Linked DNA regions of Homo sapiens: region 1 is linked to region 2. A link is an interaction called in ENCODE POLR2A ChIA-PET data of the cell type or tissue named here. Cell type or tissue: PC-9. All regions are shown on one strand.

Evidence for each region. ChIA-PET counts read pairs that join two places held together with the same protein. Peaks named below come from ENCODE experiments on the same cell type or tissue, not always from the same donor. Only the 100,000 strongest peaks of a DNase experiment are listed, where the experiment ranks them.
Region 1: POLR2A ChIA-PET joins it to region 2 with 11 read pairs; 3 of 35 experiments call an interaction of 5 or more read pairs at or near these places.

Annotation. Positions count from the first base shown.
Region 1 is chr13:44,688,401-44,696,400 of GRCh38, reverse strand. All of the region lies in intron 3 of LINC00407 (long intergenic non-protein coding RNA 407), which reads right to left. All of the region lies in intron 2 of LOC105370185 (a long non-coding RNA gene), which reads left to right. Among named protein-coding and RNA genes, the nearest start is that of LINC00407, 52 kb to the right of the region's middle. In PC-9, no CTCF peak of the experiment used is centred here; no DNase peak of the experiment used is centred here.
Region 2 is chr13:44,467,099-44,475,098 of GRCh38, reverse strand. The region is part of intron 1 of TSC22D1 (TSC22 domain family member 1); the gene reads left to right. Among named protein-coding and RNA genes, the nearest start is that of TUSC8, 65 kb to the right of the region's middle. In PC-9, CTCF peaks have their summits at 3,731 and 3,931 (motif pointing right); a DNase peak (open chromatin) is centred at 3,268; H3K27ac peaks cover 2,601 bases.

The DNA of each region.
Region 1 (8,000 bases), 220 kb before region 2:
CTCCTCAGGTCCCAGCCACCAGAACCACCAGCTCCCCAGGATATGTGATGTGAAGCTAAGACCATACTTAGTCACATTCTCTCATGGGTCAAGGAGCCCTGGGCAGGAAAGTCTTTGGCATTTTGTGGGAAGGCAGATGGAGGAGTGCCACCAGCCATAAGAAGGATGCTTTAGTGGGGGGTACTCATCGAATCAACAAATACGTGTTACCTACAAACAGCTGATATTCAGCTGTCATGCACCAGTATGGCTGTATCTACTAATTTCTAAAATATCAAAATACTTCTGTGCTGATTGGCAAAACGTCTCTACCTTGAACCTCGCCAGTGCCTTCCTCTGCTGCAGACATAGCAATCTCTTCCCCAGGACCCCCTGAATTCCGTAAGACCAGCATTAGCACCTGGCTCTATGGTGGCCTCCAGGACTCTGCTCCAGCACTGGGGCTGGCATTGTACAGAAACAGCCGTGCTGCTGACATGGATGTATATATTCAGACTATCATCCTTGCCTATGGTGTCTTGGAATTAAGGTGGTATTGGTGATACACAGAAGAATCAAACACTGACCAGCGTCTTCCAGGAGCTCCCAATTTGGTGGATCATGAAAAACACTCTGTGCTAAGCCCCAGGAATTTTGAAATGGTGCCACTTTGGTGAAACTAATCTGCAGGTTTGGAAACTAGACTGTTTCAACCTGCTAGAGTGAGTCAGGTTCTCAGGGACAGATCCACATCACTCAAGCTCTCAGGAAGCGGCTATCTAAACCAAAATGACAATTTATTAATTTGCAACAAGAAATAAGAACTTCTAAGCTGAGTGGACATTTGTGTCACCTTGACTAACATGTTCTTTCCCAGTAGAAAACTAAAAGGAAGACAAATGGTAATGAGAATGCCGCTTGAGCACAGGCTGAGCAGGGGATATTAGAAGGAAGGTTTAATGTCAAAGGGTGTCTTTTTTTTCTTTTTCTTTTTAGACAGAGTCTCACTCTGGCACTCAGGCTGGATCTGGAGTGCAATGGCACGGTCTTGGCTTACTGCAACCTCCACCTCTTGGGTTCATGCAATTCTTCTGCCTCAGTCTCCTGAGTAGCTGGGATTACAGGTGCCTGTAGCCACACCTGGCTTATTTTTTGTATCTTTAGTACTAATAGGGTTTCATCATGTTGGCCAGGCTGGTCTTGAACTCCTGACCTCAAAAATGATCCACCCGCCTCAGCCTCCCTAAGTGCTGGGATTACAGGCGTGAGCCACCGTACCCAGCCAGGTGCCAAATTTTCTTAAGCTTGTCCCTTCATCTCTTCTTTGGGGACAGACCTGCCAAACAGATAGGACTGGATGTTCCCATGAGGTCACCCATGCACTGCCCCCTTGGCTAGACCTTCCTCTCTGACTCCCACTTTCCCTGTTCCATGCAGACATCCCGCTTTGGTTGACATGTTCTATCTTTAGATTTGCTAATACAACCAACCAGCCTCCTGCCAAACTCTGTTGATTTCTTATTCCTAGCTTGGAAGGTAGGTCCCCTTTCCCAACCTCCTCAACCGCCACACACCGAGATCCTACTGTTTGAACTAGACTGTTATCATTTAACTCATTGGTTCCCAATTTGGCTGAACTTTTGAAGTATCTGAGAAATTTTTTAAAATACTGATGCCTGGTTCCCATCTCCAGAAATTCTGATTTAATCGATATGGGGTACAATCTGAACACTGGGCTTTTTTAAAGCTCCCCCAAAATATGTGACCAGAATGTTGGGGTCCTAAAGAGTTAAAATTCAAAGGAAAGAGTTTTTTATATTTGAGCAAAGTTTAAGAATCACTGATTTAGCTCTCAGAGTTGGCAGATGCTTCCACCTGCACCAGCTCTTAGCAAATGCCAGTATTCCAGCCTGACATGCTGAATTATTTGGTCTGGGGTAGGAGCCAGGCATTAGGCATTTTTGCAGAGCTCCCCAGATGAGTTCAATGTGTAGCCAAGGCTGAAGTGCACTGGTCTAAATATCAGTTTATCTGACTGTTCTGTGTCAGTTCCTTCTTGGACATGCATTGCACAGAGCAGAACACAGAAGAGCCACCTGGAGAAAGGTCTGTAAAGGTGAGCAGCAGGGGCCTGTGTGTGTGACCCCATGGCAAACACAGGAAGAGCATGTGGGCACAATGTGGCAGATGAGCTCAAAGCATGTTTGATTCTCTGCTTCCATACCAAATTTATGATATTTCCCTGGCATGGACATGGGCTGGGCCATAGAATCCTGGGGCCATTTTCTACCATAGCTTTGGGCAACTTTTTTTTTTTTTTTTTTTTTTTTTTTTTTGAGACTGAGTCTTGCTCTATCGCCCAGGCTGGAGCACAGTGGCACCATCTTGGCTCACTGCAACCTCCACCTCCCGAGTTCAAGCGATTCTCCTGCCTCAGCCTCCTGAGTAGCTGGGATTACAGGCACTTGCCATCATGTCCGGCTAATTTTTGTATTTTAGTAGAGACAGGGTTTCACCATGTTGGCCAGGCTAGTCTCGAACTCCTAACCTAAGGTGATCCACCCACCTCAGCCTCCCAAAGTGCTGAGATTACAGGCATAAGCCACCGCACAGCTTTGGGCAACTTTAATAGAAGTCGATGAGTCTGGGTGTGCTTGAGAAAGTGTGCTCTGCTGCATGCTTTTCCACGAGGACTCTGACTTCCTTGTCTTCTGTGGGTGCTCTTTGGCTGCTCCCTTGCCTCTCCAGCAGCGACTCTGGCTTTCTGGAGGCCGCCATCTTGAAAGAGGCCATCCTGCATTTTTGTGCTACTCTCTTTAGCAGTAGCTATGCTTGGCAGAGAAGCAAGAGACTGGAGAATTCCAATCTGTCATCTTCATAAATTGCCTAAGGATTTTCCATTTTCCTCACAATTCTCTAACTTCCTGTTGTCATTTTGAACCTTTCCAGCGTGCATGAGAATTCATTTGTGTTTTCCCAGTGTGCGCAGTCTTGTCTGGTGGCAGGGCATCTGGGAAAGCCATCAGCTCTGCTCTGTAAGTAACTTTTTAAAATAAAATGCATTCCTAGGAGAGGAAAAGGCAGTGGGCAGGGCAGAGGACTGCTCCAGCACCTCCACCCTTCCTTTTCCTGGGACTTCCAGTCATGGGACTTGGAACTAAATTTTGAGAGTAGGGACAAGGGGGACAGAGGAGGGCCACCATATACGGTTGGGCAGGTGACACACAGCACAGTTCTAGGGACATCATTGACAGCATTCTATGGTCACAGAGCCCTACAGCCACTGCCCCCACTGCCATATCCCGCAGTCCTGGCAGAAGCACTGTTTTTTTGAATTCCAGCTCTTCAGCGGCCTCAGATTCTGGTTACATTGTGCTTCTGAGAATAGTAGCACCAGAGAAGTCGCTTGTTTGCTCTGAGATTCACTTTGTTCATCTAGAAATTAGTAGGTGCATAATTTCTAAAAGTCACTTACTGCAGGCCTGCGGGAGCCCAGCTGTTGGCATGACTGAAACCATTTGCATCTAATCTCTGATAAAATAGAGAGAACATTAATTTGAATCTGCTAGCAGATATCTTAGAGATCATTTGTCTGACACCTGCACCAAATTTCTCCACATGAGGAAAGCAGAGGTATAAAGTCACACAGTAAGCTTGTGGCAGATAACACCCAGGTCCTCTTGATTATGTTATCCCTGAGCATCCCCACTCCCTGCCCTGTCATTACTAGAGCAATAAACCAAATTTCACTAGTTTGTGCCCACACCAGCTCAGCCAGGACCTCTTCAGTCCTCTGCAATATGTCTTCCCGTGTTATTTCTACAAGTCTCTGTATACTCATGGACAAATTAACTCCTGCTACGCACTCATCATTCCACTGATCACCAACAGGGATCACTGTGCTCACTAGGCCTCTTTTTCCCCCCAGATACCTTCTGGTGCTGCTGTCTCATACCACAGCAGTGGAAAGCAGCAGGGCCCTCAGGATACTAAAGTTACCCTGTCTCCCCCCTCTCTTTGTTTTAGTGTATAAACCCTAAGTTAAGCTATATTTTTGCAAGCTCTGATGTTCTCTTTGTAGAACTTGCAAAGATGACAGGGGCAAGCTGTTCATGTGAAGCTCCTGCTTCCCTTAGGGTGAGTTCTTTCCCAGAAGGCTTCTCTGTTCTTCATGCAAATAATGTCTTATAGGCCAACCCCAGCAGTTTATGATTTATGTCCAGAGTGGAATCCCAGCTTAGATGCAAGGTGGGGTTCCCTTTATACTCAACATTTCCTTCTTTTATGTCCATGATGATAATTGGATATTGAAGGATCTAGTTGGCTTGAGGGGAGGAGGTGCGATTTGACGTTTGTTATGAATGTGGTCTAAAATAAGACTGACTTTGTGTCTCTCGATTTTTTCATCTATGAAAGCCCCCATTCCATCCCCATCAGTCTGCACATTCAATTACTGCAAACTCTAGCAGAATAGGACAGTGCCCAAGAAGCAATTGTCGTCTGCCCACTGCACCTCCAAGGTAAACAGATGCAGATCCAGGCTTTGCAAGGCCTGAGGCTTGTATAATTTTTGGCACCATCTTTGTTTGTTTGTTTGTTTATTTTGAGATGCAGTCTATCCCTATTGCCCAGGCTGGAGTGCAGTGACATGATCTTGGCTCACTGCAAACTTCACCTCCTGGGTTTGAGCAATTCTCCTGCCTCAGCCTCCCAAGTAGCTGGGACTGCAGGTGCCCGTCACCACACTCGGCTAATGTTTGTATATTTAGCAGAGACAGGGTTTTACCATGTTGGCCAGGAGGTCTCGAACTCCTGACCTCAAGTGATCTGCCTGCCTTGGCCTCCCAAAGTGCTGGGATTACAGGCATGAGCCACTGTACCTGGCTTTTGGCACCATCTTAAATAAAAAAGACTACACGAAGAAGAAAAAAAAAGAGTACAAAATGCCTAATACAAAGTCAGGTACAAAAGTGATTTCTTTAGAATTAGAAAAGAAATCACAACAGATTTAAAAATATAAAAAGCTGATCAATAACAGAAACACTACAAAACCTAGAAAAATATTATCATAATTTTTTTTTTTTTTTTTTTTTTGAGACAGAGTCTTGCCCTGTTGCCCAGGCTGGAGTGCAGTGGTGCAATCTCGGTTCACTGCAACCTCCGACTCCTGAGTTCAAGCAATTCTCCTGCCTCAGCCTCCTGAGTAGCTGGGATTACAGGCATGCGCCACCATGCCCAGCTAATTTTTGTATTTTTAGTAGAAACGGGGTTTCACCATGTTGGTCAGGCTGGTCTCGAAGTCCTAACCTCAGGTGATCCGCCTGTCTCAACCTCCCAAAGTGCTGAGATTACAGGCATGAGCCACCATGCCCAGCTATTGTCATAATTTTTATTGCTAAACTGCCAGGCACATCTTCCTAAATGCCTTTTCATTACATTTTTGGGGGCTGCACACTTATTTACATTACCATGATTTTGTACTATCAATGCCTATAGCGATCATAAATAATTCAGTCTTCCCTCTAGCATGATTGAGGGGAAATTGTCTTTTATTACTATTGATAATTAGAAAAGTTTTCTTGGCTTCACAACATGTTATTGGTCATATGTAAACTTTTAGGATCGGGAGAACCTCTACCAAATTTCTTTCATATATAAGCCATAAGATTCCAGGGCATTCAAGTGTTTGCACAGTAGCTAATCTTCAATGCTTTTTGGATTGGTGATACGCATTAACTGAGTTTGTGGGAGGGATTCTAAAACTTAAGCTGCAGTAACCTCCTGGAAACCTGCCTCCTTGACTTCCCACCCATCTTCTCTGGAAAATGAGTAGGAAACGCCCAACAAACCTCTTTCTCATCCCCACTGCTACCTGCCAGTGTGCTGGGGTGGCTACAACCATTGCCATTGCTCAGATCTAGCTTAGAATGAACGTGTGCATAGATGGCAGCTGCGGCCGAGATACTGAAACTAGAATCAGGGTCCCAAGCTGACTTCCTTCTGGTGCTTAAAGCACTTCCACTTAGTAAGTGGATACATTTAAGTTGGATCAAGTCACTAAGAAAACGTTGGGCATGAATTCTTGTTCTTGTGTATTACACGCACTGTGTCTTCTTTCTTTGATTGAGTGGTTTTCAAATGTGCTGCACAGACCCCTGGGTTTCCTTGGAGGTTTCTCAGGGACCACTTAGATGAGTGTGAGAGAAGGTGGTGCCTTGATCAGGGGATGGGGAGCACAGTGGTCGGGGCTCTTGGTCCACTGTCAATCATACTTCATCAGATTCAACGGAATTAAATGCAAGTGTTTTGCTTGAAAATGTTTGAAAAATTTTCCAATCAGCTCATTTTGATCAGGAACAAGCATTATGCTTCCTAGATCTGTCCTCTCTGCCATTTAAAAATCTTATCAATTTATTTGCCAACAATGAAGAGTCAAAGCACTTGCATAAATGCAATTAAATGATTATCCTGCTTCTGTGTTTTGCTACTACACATTCATAGAATATGTATGTCGGTTTGTTTCAGGATTACAATCTTTTTGCTTTACTTTGTTTTCAGTCTTCTGTTCAAAATGCAGTTGTTTGAATGAAAAACATTTTGTTTCAGTTACTTAACACAGATGCCCTGGGAACACCAACATTTCTTGGTACAGCAGGGACACATCTACCGTTTGGCATTTAATAAGTTGTTTTTTTAAAAAAAAAAAAACTTTCCTTTTTAGCTCTCAGTGCTATTCCTGTATTCACTTGAGGTTTGCCCTAGTATTTCTTCTCTGGCTTTCTTTACCAAGCTCTACATTTTGCCAACTCTTCCATTTAGGTGTCTGCTTTTGTAAGATAATTTGCGAATGAGGCATGATTCGCATTTTTTCATATGTTGTTTGTCAGTTTTATGTTCTATCCAATTCTCTCTCTCTCTTTTAAAGGTCATGGTACATGTATTACTTTTCTCTCTTCTTTCTTATCTTCAGGAGCTGGTCAGGAATTACATACCTTAGGCGACTAGTAAGTCAACTTATACTTGGTTAGGTAGCTACTTGAATGACTTGGTACTTCTGATTCCAAGTCTTCCTTCCTGTTTTTTTTCCTCTTCTGTGGGCTGTTTAGGAGATGACTTTGGCTCCGTCTCTGATTCCACATGTTCCACCTGAGAAATCCTACCTACCACTATTGCTCCAGTACCACATGTGCAACAATGACACCCATTTGTCTCTGAAGCTGAGTCTGCTTTCCTGAGTTCCAGACCCACATTTTTAATGACTAGCAAGCTCTCACTAGGAAGTCCCCCAGTGCCTCAAACACAATGTGTCCAATATTAAATTATACCTTGCAATAAAGGATTAATTTGCCTCTACGTCATGTGATAAACCACTGTGTTTGCTCTTTAATGCTATTTACTTTTGAGAGAAGTATAATGTGAATTCAATAAATCCCTTTTCAGGATTGGCCATATTCAAAATGGAAAGAACAAGTTCAAAATAAAATAGCTATTTTTAGAAGTAATCTGTTATGCTTTCATGTGAGGTAGTCAAAACAAGACACTGCTCATTGTGATAAAGGTTCACCAACCTTCTGGGACTCTAACACTCAGTCCTCTGGTGGGGGAGGCACATGCCCAAGCTGGTTCATGACCCATAGCTATAAGACTATAAAATATGGAACATTTTCCATTAAAAATATTAATTTTGAAAAATTTTAACAACCTGTGAAAACATACCTTTTTTGACTGAAATTTGGAACAAAACATCTTTTCCCAGGAGAGATACTTACAAGTATCTAAAAGTCTAAATCATTTAATCCTTTTACAGCCATTCATCATCCCACCAAATATTTGCTAAGTGCTTTCTTGTACCAGGCACAGTTCTAGATGCTGGGGGGCTGTGGAGAACAAGGCAGACAGTGCAGTTCACCTTCAGGAATCCAGTAAACAAGTAAACAAACACAAAACACCAAAACAGCCTGACTTGAAAGAGTGGTAAGTAAGGTGGGGAGAGGAAGCAGATGGAGGGAAGGAGCGTGACA
Region 2 (8,000 bases):
TTTTGGTTGGTTTTATCAGTCTCTTGTCTACCTTCTGGAACAACATTGCAGACTGTTTAAATAATAGAAAAACAAAGAATTGTAGATTTCTTTTTGTTTCCCGCCCCTTCCCCACCTCTGCTCCAATAAGATAGTATATTTCTAGGGCTAGAGTAGAATATCTAAGATATAAATTGCAGGAAGTACAATGAGGCCTTATTGTACTGGGAATGAAAAAGTTGTCAGATATCTCGTTTCTACATTTCTGAGGCTTCTTGATACCTGCTTGCCTGGGTTTTGGTTTACTTGTCTGGTTAGTTTTTCTTCCCTTTCCTCTCCCTCCCTCCTTTTACTCTCCTCCCGTCCTCCTTCCCCTACCTCCCTTTCTTCATCTCCTCTCCCTCCTTCTTCCCTCCATTCTTATTTTTAACCCTTCCTTCATCCTTTCTCTTCCTCTTCTCCTTCCTTCCATTCTTGCATCCTTATTGTTTTTTCACCTCTGACATAAGTGTGTCAAAAGTGGGGAAAACCCTCACTAGATTTTCCTGATTTTGGGATCAAGACGAAATGATCTGTAGAGGTCTTATGTTATTAACTTGTTGCACTCTAAGAAAACCTAAAGAAAATCACCCATGCCTTTTAAAATGCTTGAAACATAACAAATCACTATATTCATAGTATTTTTGTTCTCTTTGAAGTAATGAGTCATCATAAATAAATTGGACCACTGCCCCTTTAAGTAGAAACTGCCTTAGGGGACAGATGGAATTTTGGGACTACTTCCTGAAGCACTTGTTTGTCCACCAGGAGTGTCAGTTGGGCCTGGGTGGGAAGAGAGGCCCAAGAAAGCCACCATAGTCTGTAGCGTGAAGCTTTTCCTATAGTCTAGTGATAATCCTGCTGTGAGTACCTCACTGTAATTCAAATAATTGTGGAAGGAATTGTCTCTCAGTTGTCCTAAGTCCTGCCTAGTACCTTGAAAAGCAGTTGGTTTCTAAATACTCAGCTTGGAGGGTGAAATAAGGTTCAGTTCAGCCATTTTAGTTCTTTGCTTTGTTTTTCCCAGCTGGAAAAATTTTAAAGCTATTTTAAAAATCACTTGGAGGATTATTTGGAGATCATGATAGAAATTTTTTACTGGTTAACTGAGATGAATTGTATAGTCCTTTTTTAGCTTAAGATCTTTAAACATTTAGTTGCATAACAGCTTTTTAATTTGTTGGACTCCTCAGTTGAAGCCATTACAAATTGGCTTAAAATTGTAAAAGATTGAGTATTATATTGAGCCTTTCTATCAGAAAACATTAGCTTAATTAGTCTATAATTAAAGATGATGTTAGCTGTACTTTAGTTTGTCTTAGGAATAGAGGTCCTCAAATTATATGTAAACCATCAGTTGCATGGTTCTTTTGAAATGTGGATTTTTGTGAATGCTTAATAAAGCTGGCCTGACTAGCTTAATTTAAAAATATATACATCTATGCTAAATATATACACACACACACACACACACATATATACTGCTTCTACTGTTTGTATAACTTAAACTGATTTGCATGCTGACAAAAGTACTCATCCAATTGTACAGTTTTATTTTTATTTATTTATTTATTTTTTATTTTTAGAGTCAGGGGTCTTGCTCTGTCGCCCAGGCTGGAGTCCAGTGGCATGATCTTGGTTCACTGCAACCTCGACCTCCTGGGCTCAAGAGATCCTCCTGCCTCAGCCTTCCAAGTAGCTGGGACTACAGGTGTGTGCCACCATGCCCAGCTAATTTTTGTATTTTTTGTAGAGATGGGTTTTCACCATGTTGCTCAGGCTGGTCTCAAACTCCTGACCTCAAGTGATCCACCTGCGTTGGCCTCCCAACGTGCTGGGATTACAGGCCTGTGCCGTTGTGCCTGGCCTCCAGTTGTATAGTTTTAAATGAATGTAAAATACTTGAGTGATTGGTAGATTTAATATTATTTAATAAATTTAATATTTTAAATCTAAAAATGCATTAATCAGTTTGAATAAAAGATGTACATTGGGTCTGCAATTCCGTTTTAAAAAGAGGAATTCCCCTGCACAAGCTCTCTCTCTTTGCCTACTGCCATCTATGTAAGACGTGACTTGCTCTTCCTTGCCTTCCGTCATAATTGGGCTTCCCTGGCCACGTGGAACTGCAAGTCCAAGTAAATCTCTTTCTTTTTTAAATTGCCCAATCTCAGGTCTTTATCCACAGCATGAAAATGGACTACTGCAGTTGTACAATTAGATGTGGAGCTTATTTTGAGAAGAATTTGAGGGATAGAAGGAATGTTCAAAAATATATACCTCAAAACAAAGAAAATTGCCTTTCCTTGAAGATTAGGTCATGGCTCACTGCAGTCTCAACCTCCCAGGCTCAGGCAAAGGCAGTCCTCCCACCTCAGCCTCCAGGGTAGCTGGGTCTACAGGCACATGCCACCACAACCGGTTAATTGTATAGCCAGGGTTTCACCATTTTGTCCAGGGTGGTCTCAAATTCCCGGACTCAAGTGATCTGCCCACCTCAGCCTCCCACAATATTGGGGTTACAGGCGAGGACTATGCTTTTTCATGTTTCCGTTTTAGGGACCTGGTACACATAGCAGGTCCTCATATGTTTGTTGAGTGAGTGAGTGGGTGAGAGGGGAGACAGAAATCAGATATGTCAATGGTTGAGAGTGTCTGAAGGATTGATACCAGTGTGCAAAGTAAAACATGCTGTCTCATATGAAAAAAAAGGAACAGTTCTCAAGTTGTGAGACAAAAGAGATGACCAGTATTTGTTAAATAGAAGAATTCAAAGGATGCTGTATAACAGAAAAATGCCACAGTTTATCTTTGCATTTGTGACCCCTCTTTATTCCAGGGGTCACATTCTAAGACTCCCCATGGATGCCTGCAACTGAGGATAGGATCAAAACCAATATTCAGTATGTTTTTTCCCTATACATACATACCTCTGATAAAGCTTAATTTATAAATTAGGCACAGTAAGAGATTAACAACAACAGTAATAGAACAATTATAACAATATGCCAGCATTACTACTCTTGCACTTTGGGGCTATGAAGTAAAATAAGGGTTACTTGAATCCTCCAATCACTTTGACACGCTGACAGTGGATCTGATAACTGAGACAGTTACTGGGTGACTAATGGGCAAGTAGTGTATACAATGTGGATCTGCTGGACAAAGGGAGGATTTCAGCACATAATTTAACATTTATGACTTATTTCTGGAATTTTCCACTTAATATTTTTGGAGTATAGGTAACTAAAATTATGGAAAGTGAAACCACAGATAAGGGAGGACTCCTGTAATTGGTAGTTTATATTTTCACAGGATAAGCTTTCAATATTTTATTTGTCAAAGGAGACTTAGTCATCACTTAACAATTTTCTAAAAGTAATTATTGTAGATGATGCTCTGAAACTGCCAGTGGTTCTGTATTTTAATTCACTGTTTTAGAACTATTCTCTTATACGTCAATATGATGTTAAGAAACTTAAGTCTATTTAGGTTCATTGAAGAGTCTGAACAATCTAAAAATTATAAGTTTAGTAAAGATATAGAAATTTACCATACTTAATCTCTACTTGTAGTTAAAAATTGATCAAGCAATGCTATCTAGTAAGTTTTGCAGTTCTATTTATTTAACATTCCGGCTATTTAACTGTCAGAAAGGAAAGTGTGATGGTAAGAGTTTATCAAGAGATCCAAGTGCTACACAATTGCATTTCCACATCTTATGTTGGAAGAGATAATTTAGTTTTGACCTGAGAAATAATTTCATTTCAAACAAATTTCAGTGCATTTTAGCTAATGTCAGCATGAGTATTTAATATTTTAAAATAACTTTATCTTGATTAATATTTTTTCAAATAAGCACATTTTTTAAAATTAGAAAATTTATGGTAAAGTATGAAGTACTTTTGAACAGGTACCACAAGGTGGCAGGATTGTATTTTGTAGATTCTTTTTGCTTTGATGAACAGCAAACCATTGGTTATCTAAAATCTAAGTTTTCCAGATAGTTGGCTATTACACACTTTATATGCCAGAACTTTTAAATTTTAACTTTTTTGATGGAAAACTAAACTATATTTCACATTTCCTGATTTCTTAAGCAGTAGAATATAACTTATCTGTTGTCAGTGAGCCATTTGAATGTATTATTGGATGTGATTAAGATGGAGTGGTCAGTAACAGTAGTGTGGAGGGAATAAGGACTGGTCCCAGCAGAGACTCTGGACCGTGACTCTTAAAAGCTGGGTCTGACGTCAACTTGCTTTTTGCTTTATCTGCATTTTTTTCCTATTGGAGGTGAAGTGAATCATGTGAAGTGCCAGCCTCTGGTGTGGTACAACATGGCTGCTTTCCTGCAAAATTAAATAGCAAATGAAGGCAGACATTGCCTTCTCCCAGCGGCTTTTGTGACACAGGGTATTTGGGGGAAGGAAAATAAACTATGAGGCCTTAAAATTTCTTCTTCAAACACCAGTATCGTAAAGGTAGCACCAGACCATGAGGAATGAGTTCTGTAGTTATGAGAAATATTAGAAACAAATCTAACTGCTCATGGAGCAACTTTAAGGAATCTTTCCTATAAAAATATTTTAGACTCTGAGTTGTACATCATTTGTATGAATGAGATAATAATAATTATAAAGGATGTGGCCAGACGCGAATCTATTTTCCTTTCGAATCCAATTACCTGCTCTGGTAATTGGAGAGCTGTTTCAAGGCAGTTTATGCCTTTATTGGTGATACAACAAGCAGTGGGTAAAATCTTCATCCTTTGGACTTCTTGGTTTGCTCATTAGTGGATACTGTGTTTCCCTTTCCACAGGCTTCCAGGTCTGGAGTTGTTCTGCGAACCTGTTATAAAAGATTTGACTAGGGGGAAGTTTTCTTTCATATTTGTTCCCTTCATTAATTACTTGCATATTTTTCTAATCTTTTAAAAGATGAATCAGTTTAACATCACATAAGCACTAAGAAAGCAACAGTTGAGCCCTACCTTAAGGGGAGAGGAGAGGGCATGGTTTCCAGCAGCAATCCTTTCTCTGGCTCTCTAAAATGTTTATCTACCTGTCACTTTCTTACTCATATGGATTTTGCATGATGGCTGCATAAATCATCATATTTCCCCCCTCATCTTAAATTCAGTCCTCAAGGGGTAATGGAGAACTTTTATAAGAGCTCCAGAGAAGCCACAGGAAATAACTGATAAATTAGCTCCACCTGAAATGGATATTAGGGCATCGTCAATTGACTCTTCTCAGTTCTGCTTGGTAGTAGAACTTTTTTTTAAACTTCATAGTAGACGAGTAAGTGGAACTTTCATGACTTAAATAGATAGATAAATTTCACTAGCTTGTACTTCTAGGATTGGGTACATTTTCCTCTTGGCATGGTACTATGTGTTTTCAAGTAAAAATAATACAATTCAAGTCTGACAAACTGGCTCAGTGAATTATACAAGATTCGTGCTTTAAAACACAGTCTACACCCTCCCTGTTGCTTTGGGGCAGAGTTTTTGAGTAATTGGACATCTAAAACTAACTCTGAACTTCAAGATTACCAGAAAGATCAGATGCAAGAGCTTAATTTGTGTTAAGAACATCCTCCTACATATTCTGCCAAAAGTTTAAGAGCTATTAGTAAAAGCAGCTCATTTGAAGTAGTATGAGATTTGAACATTTAACTCCAAGATAGCTAGAATTTTATTAAAACGGATTTAAAGAATTAGCCCACAATTTAAATACTTTTCTCATTTTAAATGTGGCTTAAGATGTATTTGTCTTTATGAAGGAATTTTGGATTAAAAACTGTACTGTAGTTGAATTTAGGAAAGGGAAGCCGGAGATGGGTAGGCGGTGGGTACTTATAGATCTTGAATGCCTGGTTATAAAGATTGGGGGCTTACCCTGTAGGTACCCTGTAATCATTAACAGACTTGTAATTGCATGGGTGACAGGCAGGAAATGTTTTAAGAAAATTAGCCTGAAAGCGCAGGGTGCATTTGCTTGGATCCAGCTGGAGAGAGATTGGAGCCAGATGGACCAGTTGAGATGATATGGCAATCAATAATCTGGAAGTTTTATGATATAAATCTGAATTAGTGTGATGTCAGTAGGAATACAGAAAGAATTTAAAAGCCTTTAAGATATTATTAGGGCAGAATTGATAAAACATAGCAACTTGCTAGGTGAGGTTAAGAAAAAACTATGTTATATAAAATTTCTATTTTTGTTAGAAACAGCAAACTTAGACATAAGCCAGTCTTCTACAGGAAAACTATTTCTGTGCATTTAGCATATTATAAATTCTTCATAATAAAGATGATAATATTTCTTGATATAAAGACCAGTAATAGGAGATACTGTTGATTTTGTGTCTGATTTCAAAGAGTGAAATGGCTAAAGCGACTTGAACATTCCCATAGTATAGCGGTTCCCAAATGCTGGATTAAATACCAGCTACCTCAAAAAATTACTTGGTTTGTTGCAGGTGGAAGGTATCTTAAATAATGCAGAATGTCATGGTTAGGAGCACAGACTGTTTTGAAACCTGGATCCATCTACTATGGGCAAGTTACTTCTCTGTGTCCCAGGTGACTGTTAGGGTTGTTACAGGAACGAAATAAGATGATACATACAAAGTGCTTAGAAAATTGCCTAGCATATTGTAAATGCTGAATAAATGGTAGCAGCTTTTTTAAAAAAAAAATTCAATAGCTTTAGGGGTACAAGTGGTTTTTGGTTACATAGATGAATTGTACAGTGGTGAAGTCTGGGCTTTTAGTGTACCCATCACCCGAATAGTGTACATTGTACCCAACAGGTGATTTTCTATCCCTCACCCCCTTTCTACCTACCCCACTTCTGAGTCTCCAGTGTCCGTTATACAACTCTGTATGCCTTTGCATACCCATGGCTTAGCTCATGTTTATAGGTGAGAACATTTGGTATTTGGTTTTCCATTCCTGAGTTGAGTTTGCTTTGAATGATGGCCTCCAGTTCTGTCCAAGTTGCTGCAAAAGATATTATTTTGTTCTTATATGGCTGTTCTTTTTATTCCATTGTGTGTGTGTGTGTGTGTGCGCGTGTGTGTATAGGTTGATCCCATATTTTTGCAATTGTGAATTATGCTGTGATAACATATGAGTGCTAGTGTCTTTTTTATATAATGACTCTTTTCCTTTTGGTAAATACCCAGTAGTGGGATTGCTGGATTGAATGATAGATCTTCTTTTAGTTTTCTGAGAAATCTCCATACTGTTTTCTACAGAGGTTGTACCAATTTCCCACCAACAGTGTATAAATGTTCCCTTTTCACTGTATCTGTGCCAGCATCCATTGTTTTTTGACTTTAAACAATGGCCATTCTCCCTGGGGCAAGGTGGTATCTCATTGTGGTGGTTTTGATTTGCATTTCCCTGATGATTAGTGATGTTGAGCATTTTTTCCATATGTTTCTTGGCCATTTGTATATCTTCTTTTGAGAAATATCTATTCATATCCTTTGCTCACTTTTTAACGGAGTTATTTTTTTTTCTTGCTGATTTGTTTGAGTTCCTTGTAGATTATGGAGATTATTCCTCTGTCAGGTGTATAGTTTGCAAATATTTTCTCCCATTCTGTAGTTTGTCTGTTTACTCTGTTATTTCTTTTGCTGTGCAGAAGCTTTTAGTTTAAGTAAGTCCCATTTATTTATTTTTGTTTTTGTTACACTTGCTTTTGGGATCTTAGTGATAAATTATTTGCTAAGGCTAGTGTCCAGAAAGTGTGTCCTGGGTTTTCTTCTAGAATATTTATGGTTTCACGTCAGGTATCCATGTCCTTAATCTATCTCAAGTTAATTTTTATATATGGTGAGAGACAGGGAGGGATCCAGTTTCATTCTTCATAGCAGCTATTTTTTTTTGTTTTTTTGTTTATTTTGAGAAGGAGTCTTGCTCTGTTGCCCAGGCTGGAGTACAGTGGCGTGATCTTGGCTGACTGCAA